2 separate regions of the Homo sapiens genome follow, and region 1 is linked to region 2. The links are chromatin contacts, found by Hi-C or POLR2A ChIA-PET in ENCODE. All regions are on one chromosome and are shown on one strand. The core of a region is the stretch at or near the end of the contact, and the rest is flanking DNA. Distances in the headings are between cores, read along the strand shown. Region 1 overlaps NMT1 (N-myristoyltransferase 1). Region 2 holds the start of EFTUD2 (elongation factor Tu GTP binding domain containing 2).

Evidence for each region. Hi-C counts contacts between places; a loop is a spot of excess contacts on that map. ChIA-PET counts read pairs that join two places held with the same protein, here RNA polymerase II (POLR2A). Pooled maps may share reads with other maps.
Region 1: a pooled map shows a loop between it and region 2 (2.6-fold over the local background). The contact joins the enhancer-like site here to the promoter of EFTUD2 in region 2. A Hi-C loop is called at or near these places in 7 of 168 maps with a recorded cell type or tissue (B cell, CD4-positive, alpha-beta T cell, CD4-positive, alpha-beta memory T cell and 3 more), 18 of 37 single-sample maps with no recorded cell type and 18 of 50 pooled maps. POLR2A ChIA-PET finds 5 or more read pairs at or near these places in 23 of 52 experiments (A549, B cell, CD4-positive, alpha-beta T cell and 18 more).

The regions. Positions count from the first base shown.
Region 1 is chr17:45,076,029-45,081,614 of GRCh38, forward strand. The region is part of intron 1 of NMT1 (N-myristoyltransferase 1); the gene reads left to right. Among named protein-coding and RNA genes, the nearest start is that of NMT1, 18 kb to the left of the region's middle. Within about 2 kb of position 1,808, at least 3 of the 41 ENCODE cell types and tissues checked have a DNase peak (open chromatin) inside an H3K27ac peak, as active enhancers do; they include B cell and GM12878, where a contact is called at or near this core.
Region 2 is chr17:44,895,494-44,901,410 of GRCh38, forward strand. EFTUD2 (elongation factor Tu GTP binding domain containing 2) reads right to left here and starts at 3,952. Exons shown (of 28, transcript NM_004247.4): 1 at 3,876-3,952. It overlaps DNAAF19 (dynein axonemal assembly factor 19), which reads left to right and starts at 4,236. Exons shown (of 4, transcript NM_213607.3): 1 at 4,236-4,366; 2 at 5,497-5,648. The coding sequence starts at 5,506.

The sequences.
Region 1 (5,586 bases), core at 558-3,057, 180 kb after region 2:
CATTGTACTCCAGCCTGGGTGACAGAGCGAGACTCCATCTCAAAAACAAAAAACATGAATCAAGAAACAAACAAAAAATGATGCCAGATTCCTGGAGAAGGATTAGCCTGGCTTCTGTGGGGTCCTCTAGTTTTGTTTTCCCTTAGTCCAAATTGAGGCCATTCTTCTGTGAAGTGGCGTTGGCTTGCTAGGATGCTTTTTGAAGTTCTACTCTCAAGGCCTCTGAGCTTGGTTCCCTATGAATAATTAAAATTATTATAATTACCATGAAAGCTAACTGGAGTGGGCTCCTTGGAAGTCTGGTTTTGCTGAATTGGTTGTCTTCTGTTTGGGGGTGTTGACTGTAAGACTATGTGTACTCATAATGTGTCCTCACGGATGGGGCTCAATACTTGGTAGCTCAGTGAAAATGACTCATTAAAGAAAAAAAAAAAAAAGTGGCCAGGCACGGTGGCTCATGCCTGTAATCCTAGTACTTTGGGAAGCTGAGGCAGGTGAATCACCTGAGGTCAGGAGTTTGAGACCAGACTGACCAACTTGGTGAGACCCTGTCTCTACTAAAAATACAAAAATTAGCTGGGTGTGATGGCACATGCTTATAATCCCAACTACTTGGGAAGCTGAGGCAGGAGAATCCCTTGAACCTAGGAGGCGGAGGCTGCAGTGAGCTGAGATCGTGCCATTGCACTCCAGCCTGGGCAACAAGAGTGAAACTCTGTCTCAAAAAAAAAAAAAGAAAAGAAAAAACAACTTCCCTGTGTTCTTCAGCCGTGTGCTTGATGTACAAGTTGAAACAGGATTTTTGCTCAGTAACTGGCTGCTTGTACAAATTCAAGCCAATATAAAGAAAATGAAATTTGCTCTCTGATTTTAGTTTCGGTCTTGGAGATTTCTAGATACTTGTATTGGCAATGCATAAAGCAGAACAAGAGTTCAGCCCAAGATCCTTCCACAAAAATTGGGTTCATGAGGTGATAGCTACATGGAAGTATCTCCGCTAAATAGGAAGAACAAAGGCAGGAAGGTAGTTTTTACAGTGATTTTGCATATTTGTAAAGACTTTTAAAGTTGGAAGAAGTAATTATTTTCCCCATGTGAAATTATGTTTAGTAAGTATCCAGTTGGTTAATCTACAGCAGTTCTTCACCTTACCTTTTTGATTCTTTCTTTTGTAGAATTATAAAAAGTTATTCTTATGGTAATTCATATTACCATAATTTGTTCCATAAGCTGTTATGGAACCAGCTAATTTGTGGTTATGGACCAGATAATTTGTTCCATAAGCTGTTATGAATAAGAATTTATATTATAAATTGTATCCAACAATGGGACACTGCTTTGTCTCCTAATATCAGCCAGGTCTTGTTTGTTTGTTTTTTGAGATGGAGTTTTGATCTTCTTACCCAGGCTGTAGTATAGTGGTGCAATCTTGGCTTACCACAATCTTCACCTCCCAGGTTCAAGTGATTCTCCTGCCTCAGCCTCCCGAGTAGCTGGGATTACAGGCATGTGCCACCACGCCCGGCTAATTTTGTATTTTTAGTAGAGACAGGGTTTCTCCTTATTGGTCAGGCTGGTCTCGAACTCCCGACCTCAGGTGATCCGCCTGCCTTGGCCTCCCAAAGTGCTGAGATTACAGGCGTGAGCCACCGCACCCAGCCTATGAGCCAGTTTTTAAATCTTATAATGCTTCACGTAATCCTGAGACTGAAGTGAAAATATCTGGAGTAGGAAAACCACAGAGTTGTCCTAGGCTGCAGATGGTCCTGTGTGCAATAACAAAATTGAGTTACTAAGAAGAAGAAGTTATCTTTAGGCCATAAATGACTTTATGGTTTCTGTTGTTTGCCATGGCCTTGGGGGTTTTGCTGAGCATCTGGTTTTAAGGAAGTTACCTTATTTCCCCTTTGAATGTTCTCAGTCTTCCTTCCATGTTAATGCCTTCTGGGTCTCATTAATATCATACCAAGTAGGTGTACTTGCATCTAGACTTCATGACCTTATGCTTGGACTAAAGGAACCTTCAGACTTAACTGGATCTCTCCCTGTCACAGTCTTTCTGCATCAGGGGCACTGAGAGGCCCGGCCAGATGGAAGCTGTGGGAGGCAAGAGTGGACAGCGTAAGTGGGAAATGAGGGTGATAGGCCTAGGGAAAAATTGGGCTTGATACCTTCCAAGTTAAGAAGCCGCTGTTACTCTAGGATTTCAAGCATGGGGGGGACACATGGAAAGCCATTTTCACAGAGGTGAGTCCCACAGCTATATAGAGTTCAGGTGATGCAGAAAGATTGTGAAGGCAAAGAGATCCAGAAAAGGCTGGAGGTAACTTAAGTCCAAGGGTAAGGTCATGAAGTCTGGATGTGAGCATTCCTCCCAGGAACAGGAAGAGATAGGAGAATCTGAAGACATTCTGTGAAGAGAATTGGCAGCATGTGATTTCAGATCACTTTCTCCCTGTATATATATATATACACAGTATCTGTCTGTGAGATGATAGTAATATTCATAATAACTCCGAGGCATTTTGAGACCCTGAAGTCTTTCTGAATTATAAATTGTATTTAACATAATGTTAATGGAAAATTGTATTTTATATTGTTTTAATTCTTGGGGGTTTTGGTGTTTTTTTGTTTGTTTGTTTGTTTGTTTTGAGACAGTGTCTGGCTGTATTGCCCAGGCTGGAGTATAGTTGTGCGATTTTAGCTCACTGCAGGCTCCTCCTCCCAGGCTTCAAGCCAACCTCTCAACTCAGCCTCCCCAGTAGTTGGGACTACAAGTGTGCACCACCACACCTGGCTAATTTTTGGATTTGTGTTAGAGACGGGGTTTCGCCATGTTGCCCAGGCTGGTCTCAAACTCCTGAGCTCAAGTGATCCGCCTGCCTTTTCCTCCCAAAGTGTTGGGATTACAGGCATGACCCACCATGCTGGACCTTTCAATTATTTGAAAATTGATTGTCTAAAATATACAGTTAAAATTACCTCTGTGTTTAGCTGATTCTACAGATTAGGATTCACTGTACTCAGGTTGGACTCCTAATTTTGACTTTTCTTTTTTTCTTTTCTTTTCTTTTTCTTTTTTTTTTTTTCCCCAAGATGGAGTCTTGCTCTGTCGCCCAGAGCTGGAGTGCAATGGCATGATATTGGCTCACTGCAACCACAGCCTCCCGGGTTCAAGCAGTTCTCCTGCCTCAGCCTCCCAAGTAGCTGGGATTACAGGCGCATGCCTCCACGCCTGGCTAATTTTGTATTTTTAGTAGAGACGGGGTTTCACCATGTGGGTCAGGCTGGTCTCGAACTCCTGACCTCATGATCTGTCTGCCGCGGCTTCCCAAAGTGCTGGGATTACAGGCATAAGCCACCGCGCCCAGCCAATTTTGACTTTTCAGTGTGGCTAAGAGGCTGAGCATGGTGGCTCACACCTGTAATCCCAGCACTTTGGGAGTTCAAGGCAGCAGGATCACTCAAACCTAGAATTTGAGACCAGCCTGGGTAACATAGGGAGACCCCTGTCTCTATTTTTTAATTTAATAAAACATTAATGAGGCTAAGAAACTTTTTGCTTCATTCATGGGGTGTGTCATGTAGGGGAAAGCAGCACAAGGAAGTCCCCTTGATCACGTGCACACATGCACACGTGCATACACACAGACATGTTTCTTTTATTTATTTATTTATTTTTATTTTTTGAGACGGAGTCTCGCTCTGTCGCCCAGGCTGGAGTGCAGTGGCGCAATCTCGGCTCACTGCAAGCTCCGCCTCCCAGGTTCACGCCATTCTCCTACCTCAGCCTCCCAAGTAGCTGGGACTATAGGCGCCTGCCACCACGCCTGGCTAATTTTTTGTATTTTTAGTAGAGACGGTGTTTTACCATTTAGCCAGAATGGTCTCAATCTCCTGACCTAGTGATCCGCCCGCCTCGGCCTCCCAAAATACTGGGATTACAGGCGTGAGCCACTGCGCCCGGCCACATGTTTCTTGTAATCTCTCCATGGCAGGAGTAACTGGGTGCTATTGTTGTTTTAGTTTCCCAAGATTCCTAATGCTGGGTTTTGCCAGTGGTGATCCCTCAGTCTGAGCTTGCCGACAGTTGTCCTCAATCCTGCAGATCTGGTTTAGGCATTTCTTTTTTTTTTCCCTTTTTTTTTTGAGACGGAGTTTCGCTCTTGTTTCCCAGGCTGGAGTGCCGTGGCGCGATCTTGGCTCACAACAACCTCTGCCTCCTGGGTTCAAGCGATTCTCCTGCCTTAGCCTCCCGAGTAGCTGGGATTACAGGCATGCGCCACCATGCCCGGCTTATTTTGTATTTTTAGTAGAGACAGGCTTTCTCCATGTTGGTCAGGCTGGTCTCGAACTCTGCACCTCAGGTGATCCGCCTGCCTTGGCCTCCCAAAGTGCTGAGATTACAGGTGTGAGCCACCACACCCAGCCTTTTCCTTTTTTTTTTTTTTTTTTTTTGAGACAGAGTCTCGCTTTGTCACCCAGGCTGAAATGCAGTGGCATGATCTCGGCTCACTGCAAGCTCTACCTCCCAGGTTCACACCATTCTCCTGCCTCAGCCTCCCGAGTAGCTGGGACTACAGGCGCCCGCCACCGTGCCCGGCTAATTTTTTTGTATTTTTAGTAGAGATGGGGTTTCAACATGTTAGCCAGGATGGTCTTGATCTCCTGACCTCATGATCTGCCCGCCTCGGCCTCCCAAAGTGCTGAGATTACAGGTGTGAGCCACCGCGCATTGCTGCCTTTTCCTTTTTTTGAGACGAGGTCTGTCTCTGTCATACAGGCTGGAGTGCAATGACGTGATCTCAACTCACTGCAACCTCCACCTCCCGGGTTCAAGCAGTTCTCCTGCCTCGTCCTCCTGAGTAGCTGGGACTACAGGCATGTGCCACCAGGCCCCAGCTAATGTTTATATTTTTAGTAGAAACAGGGTTTTGCCATGTTGGCCAGTCTGGCCTTAAACTCCTGACCTCAAGTGATCCACCTGCCTCGGCCTCCCAAAGTGTTGGGATTACAGGTGTGAGCTACCACGCCTGGCTGATTTGGGCATTTCTCATGACTGACCATTTTGGACACAGATTGTGGCAATGTTAATGTGCCTTTTTCCTCATCCCTCACTCCCTTTTCATACTGTCTTGTGCTCCAGATCCAGCTGGGGAAAATCATGAAACCTAATACATTTGGGAGGTGGAGGAAGGAAGGGCAAAGCATTCCAGAAAGCCCATCACTGCCTTTTGGCTGTCATCCTTTTACATTCAGAGTTCAAGGAAGTATTGTGGTATGAATGCCTTGTTAACAATTATCATTCGTCTTTGGTGCCATTACCCTGGCAATATAAAGAAAATAAGCAACATAAAAGCAAGAACGGAAAAGGCCCTTTCACACAAATAGGACATCCCTTGCCCAGCACTCCCTCCCTGAAAGCCGAGGGGGCGCGAGTCAGGAGGAGTGCTGGTGTCCTCCAAATGCCCTTTCTGGACCTGGGTTCTTCAGCCTGCTTCTGAAGCCAACAGGCTTGATTAAGGAAGGTCTGGCTCCACAGAAAGCTCTTTGTCAGGGGTAGCACAAAACAGATTTTTTTTAAAC
Region 2 (5,917 bases), core at 2,702-5,201:
TCAAAAAAAAAAAAAAAAAAAAAGTTTCACTGGAAAACAGCCATGCATATTCATTTGCATCATTTACAGTTGCCTTCACACTGTAATAGCAGAGTTGAATAGTTGAGACTGAAACCATATGGCTCACAAAGCCTAAAATATTATCCAGTCCTTAATAGAAAAAGTTTGCCAACCTCTCCCTCACCATGTGTAATTCCTACAAACAAGAACATTCTCCTACATAACCACAATACAACCATCAAAATCAGAAAATTGATATTCACACATTACTACCACCTTCTTTACAGATCCCATTCAAGTTTCACAGATTGTTCCAATAATACCTTACACACCTAAGGATCCAATCCAGGATCATGTTTGCATTTGGTTGTCATGTCTCTAGTCTCTTTGGATCTACAATCTTCAGTCTTTGGATCTACAATCTTCAGTCTTTCCTTCCAAGGACTGTCATGAAATCCTTAAGGATGTCCCTTGATTTGAGGTTGTCTGATGTTACCTTATGATAATATTCAGGTTATGCGTTTTGGGCAGGAATATCATAGAAGTGATGCTGTGTTCTTCTCAATGCATTTCGTATCAGGTGATACATGATTTCAATTTGCCCCATTAGTGGTAACGTTAACTTTGATCACTTCATTAAGGTGATGTTTGCCAGGCCTCTCCATTGTAAAGTTACTCATTTTCCCTTTGTAATTAAGTAGTGTTTTGTGGGTTTTCTCCACTTCAATTACTGAAATTCTATTCAAAGAAACAGTTCAAATGCCACCACCTCCTTCAAGCTTTCCTAGCTCCTCAATTTCTCATTCCTCTATCCTACTAGAGCTTTTTGCACCTTTATCAGTATTTAATTTTGTCTTAAATAGTAGTTAACTGGCTGGGCACAGTGGCTCATGCCTGTAATCCCAGCACTTTGGCAGGCCAAGATGGGCGGATCATGAGGTCAGGAGATAGAGACCATCCTGGCTAACACAGTGAAACCCCGTCTCTACTAAAAATACAAAAAATTAGCCAGGTGTGGTGGCACACACCTGTAGTCCCAGCTACTCAGCAGGCTGAGGCAGGAGAATCACTTGAATCCAGGAGGCAGAGGTTGCAGTGAGCTGAGATCGCACCACTGCACTTCAGCCTGGCTGACAGAGTGAGACTCCGTCTCGAAAAAAATAAACAAAATAAATAAACAAATAGTAGTTACTAATTACCATCACCAACTATAGTTTATAAGCAATAAATAACAGACTAGAGCATCAGGGCTCTGGAGTTGGAAGACTTAGATTCAAATCCCAACTTTGTCACCAACAACTATGTAACTTGAGGTAAGTTACTTCATCTCTTCCAACCTGATTCCTATTCTTCAACTGGAAAATGGAATGAATAATCCTCACTGAATAAATGGTTATGAGGATTAAATAAAACACCCTGTGTAAAGAATTTACCAGAGTCCAGCTGGGTGCAGTGGCTCACGCCTGTAATCCCAGCACTTTGGGAGGCTGAGGTGGGTGGATCACGAGGTCAGGAGATCGAGACCATCCTGGCTAACACGGTGAAACCCTGTCTCTACTAAAAATACAAAAAATTAGCCAAGTGTGGTGGTGGGCGCCCGTAGTCCCAGCTACTGGGGAGGCTGAGGCAGGAGAATGGTGTGAACCCAGGAGGCGGAGCTTGCAGTGAGCGGAGACAGCGCCACTGCACTCCAGCCTGGGTGACAGAGAGAGACTCCGTCTCAAAAAAAAAAAAAAAAAAAAAGAATTTACCAGAGTCCTAGGCTCAATAAACGTTAGCTAGCATTATTTTTTGCCATCCTTGATCATGAGAACCCTGTGTTCCATGCACCTGCTTCTTCTCTTCACTTCTTTTATGATACTAAATTTAATTTTAAAATAATACCAAAAAGTGGCAAGAACAGTACAAATAACTTTCTTTTCCCCAAATATTTGACAGTATGCTGCTGACACAATGCCTCTTCACCTCCTAATACTTTAGAGCAAGAGTTGACAAACTCTGACCTGTGGCCAAATCTGGCCCCTCCAACTGTTTTTGCATGGTCCTCCAGCTAAGAATGCATTTTACATTTTTATTTTTTTATTTTTTTGAGACGGAGTCCCGCTCTGTTGCCTAGGCTGGAGTGCAGTGGCACGATCTCGACTCACTGCAACCTCCGCCTCACAGGTTCAAGCGATTCTCCTGCCTCAACCTCCCAAGTAGCTGGGATTACAGGCACCCGCCATCACACTTGGCTAATTTTTGTATTTTTAGTAGAGACGGGGTTTCAACCATGTTGGCCAGGCAGTCTCGAACTCTTGACCTCAGGTGATTAGCCCACCTCGGCCTCCCAAAGTGCTGAGATTACAGGTGTGAGCCACCGCACCCGGCCACATTTTACATTTTTAAATAATTGAGAAAAAAGTACCAATGCTAACACAGCCAATAGCCAAGACAGCACCTTGCATAAGTAGGAACTGGATAAATGTTAACTGAATGGGATGTTTAATTTTAAGATGCTGATATTTCTTGGATTAGACTGATACCTCCAACTCCCTCAATGCCACCTGCTGGGTGCTGAATGTAGAGAGAGAATTGGAGCTCCAAGGACCAATAATTAAATGTAAATTATTATGGAAACTTTCACATGCATATTCTTTTTACTTCTAAAAAGCTACTATCGCATTTATGCTTATCTCATTCTCCCAAGACCCCAGTCAAGGGATTGAAGAAATTATTTATTTATTTTATATATATTTTTTGAGACAGAGTTTTGCTCTTGTTGCCCAGGCTGGAGTACAACGGCACGATCTCAGTTCACTGCAACCTCCGCCTCCTGGTTTCAAGCGATTCTCCTGCCTCAGCCTCCCGAGTAGTTGGGACTACAGGAGTGCACCACTACGCCTGGCTAATTTTTTTGTATTCTTAGTAGAGATGGGTTTTCACCATGTTGGCCAGGCTGGTCTCGAACTCCTGACCTCAGGTGATCCGCCCGCGTCTTTCTCCCAAAGTGCTGGGATTACAGGCGTGAGCCACCGCGCCCGGCCGATTGAAGAAACTGTTATAGAAAGCTGTTCATGGAACAAGCCAAGCTCATTTCTGCCTCAGGGCCACTGCACTTGCCTTTCTCTTTGTCCAAAACGCTCTCCCCTTTGATATTTTTCACCTTGTTCCTTTATTTCAATCAAGTCTCCACTAAAATGTCATCTTCTCTGTCACTCTAAAAAGTCCCCCATACATACTCTCCAACTTCCCACTTTCACTGTTTTATTGCTATTCACAAATGTTATACATTTATCACTAGCTGACTTGTATCTAGTTGTTTACTGTTCATTTCCCCAACTACAATTGAAGCAAAGACTTTGTTCACTTAGTACTGTGCCTAGCATAGACTAAGCCCTCAATAAGTATTTACTGAACTAATGAATGACTCTAACAAGGTACACAGAATATAGCTGATTTGCCCACAGTTACACAAAACTAGCGACTCATGGTAACAAACCTCACTGCCGCTTCCCGCTACAATGCAGGAGCTCAGAGGACTTCGGAGGGAACTTGGCAAAGAACGGCTGAAAGCGGCACGGATAGAAGAGGAAGTGAGCGAGGGGACTGGACAGTTAGAGCACCACTCCTACCTAGCGATACGATTTTACGGACTGAGGCTATAGAGGCAGCCCCGAAATCGAGGTGTGTGCGTGTGTGCGCGCTTCGGAAGCCTTGGGAAGGCACGAGGACGACAGGGTCTTCCATTCTTTTTCCCGCTCCAGGCCTCAATTTACCGATCCGTAAAGCGAAAGGGGCCAATAGCATATAAGGCCCCTTCCAGATCTGACGCTTTTTAATTTCCTATCCCACCTGGAGCAACCCTTCCGTGCCGCTGACCCGCTTCAACTTACCTCTCGCCTGCTCAGCTAAGAGTTCCCAGGCCGCTGCCGGAGATCGTGCTTCCGCCCCACGCCGAGGAAACGCCTGCGCCCGCCGCCAGGAAGGACCCCGCAGACGCCGCTGTCGCCTTTCTGCCCGGGAGGACAACCCTCTGCCTGAGGACCAGTTCCGAGGTATGCCCGCCGCGGACTGGCAAGGCGGAGTAGCGGGTCCCCAAGACGAGTAGCCCAAGACGTGGGCTGCTCCAAAGAGGGTGAGAGCTGAGGATGAACGAATCTGATCAGGCGCCTCGGGACCACCCTGAAAATGGGGGGAGGGGCCTTCGGGCAGATCACGTGGTCAGGCTGTTAGCGCAGTTGCTAGGCAACCACAGCTGCGGGCGTGGTCTGCGCGGGGTTGCCCTCCTGTTCTGGTTTATCAGGGGATCCCCAAAGAAAGCAAGGGGACCAAGGCCGGGACTGCTGGGGTGAAGGTCCGGGAGGCTGAGTAAGGGGACGGAAGGGTTAGTTCTATGTATTAAATGCCTGGGGAGGGCTGAGAACTGGACACCTGATTTCGGTTACTGGCCACCCCAGCCCCTTCTTGGCGTTCAGATTCCCTACGTTGGGGTAGGGTGGCTATGGGATTGGTTGGGGACTTCCTGCTTCCTTGCGCTAGGGCTGTTGGTGATGACCCCGCCACAAAATCTAGCTCAACTCACTAGGAGTTTGCAGTTCAGAGAGGTCCCACAAGTAAATGCCAGAGCCACGACTAGAACCCACGTAGAGAATCTCTCTGCAGTGGCTCACGCCTGTAATCCCAGCACTTTGGGAGGCCGAGGCGCGCGGATTACTTGAGGTCAGGATCGAAAATTGCTTGAACCCCGGAGGCAGAGGTTGCAATGAGCCAAGATCGCGCCACTGCACTCCAGCCTGGGCAACAGAGCCAGAAAAAAAAAAAAAGAAAAGAATATCTCTGTAGAAATGATCAGTCAGCCTCAGATATGCAGAAACTACAGAAGTACAGTGATAGAACTAAAGGCATTGCCCAGGTACCTAGGGACCTCTGTTCCAGCCCTGGGCTGGACAGAGGGATTTGGGGATGGGGTCATTGAGCTCCTTCCTTTGCCCCTTCTACTTGATTTCCTGCTCAGTCATTGCATCTGGTTTGGGTGAAAGTCTCCTTCCTCATTAAAGACATTCAATGAAGAATGAAACTTTATCCCCGAGCTCAAGGGTAACTAACAAGAGTTCTGCCTTTGTGTGAGGTCCCCTGTCGAAACGACTTGCTGTAGAACAATCCTATGGGGGAAGAGTGAAGAAACTGAATTCTGAGATCCCAATGCCTCCTCGACTGAAGCACCAAAATTAAAAATATTTTTAGAGGCAAAGAGCAAAATTAAGACAGAACTCCAAATTGAAAGTCAGGACTCTGTATTCTATTTTCAGGGACAAGTCTTGTGTAAGTCCTCACTGTGAAATTCAACTTGTCTTTGTAAAATAGAAAACCAGATTTTTGTAACACCTCCCAATCTGAGTGACATGATGTCCAGAGTGCTTTGGGGTCATTTTGTGTTCTGGTGAATAATTCAGAGGTACCCTCTTTCCCCTGATATTGACTGTCCACTGACATGTATTCCCTTTGCCTTCCCAGGCACAGGCCATGGAAAGGAATGACATCATCAACTTCAAGGCTTTGGAGAAAGAGCTGCAGGCTGCACTCACTGCTGATGAGAAGTACAAACGGGAGAATGCTGCCAAGTTACGGGCAGTGGAACAGAGGGTGGCTTCCTATGAGGAGTTCAGGTTGGCTCACTGCCATTTTTCTCAGGCCCTCCTGTTATGGTGGATTATAGTAGTTAACTCTGAAATCAAACCATTCTGGGCTTCAGTCCTGGCCCCACCGTCTACTGTTTGATCTTATGCAATTTCCTTAACTTCTCTGAGTCTCAATTATTTATCTGTAGAACAGTAACTGTTATAATTAAATGAGTTCTTGCACATAAGACTGAGCAAGTGTCTGACACATGTGAGGTGCTTGAAAGCAGTCAGCTATCGCTGTTGTTATTATTATG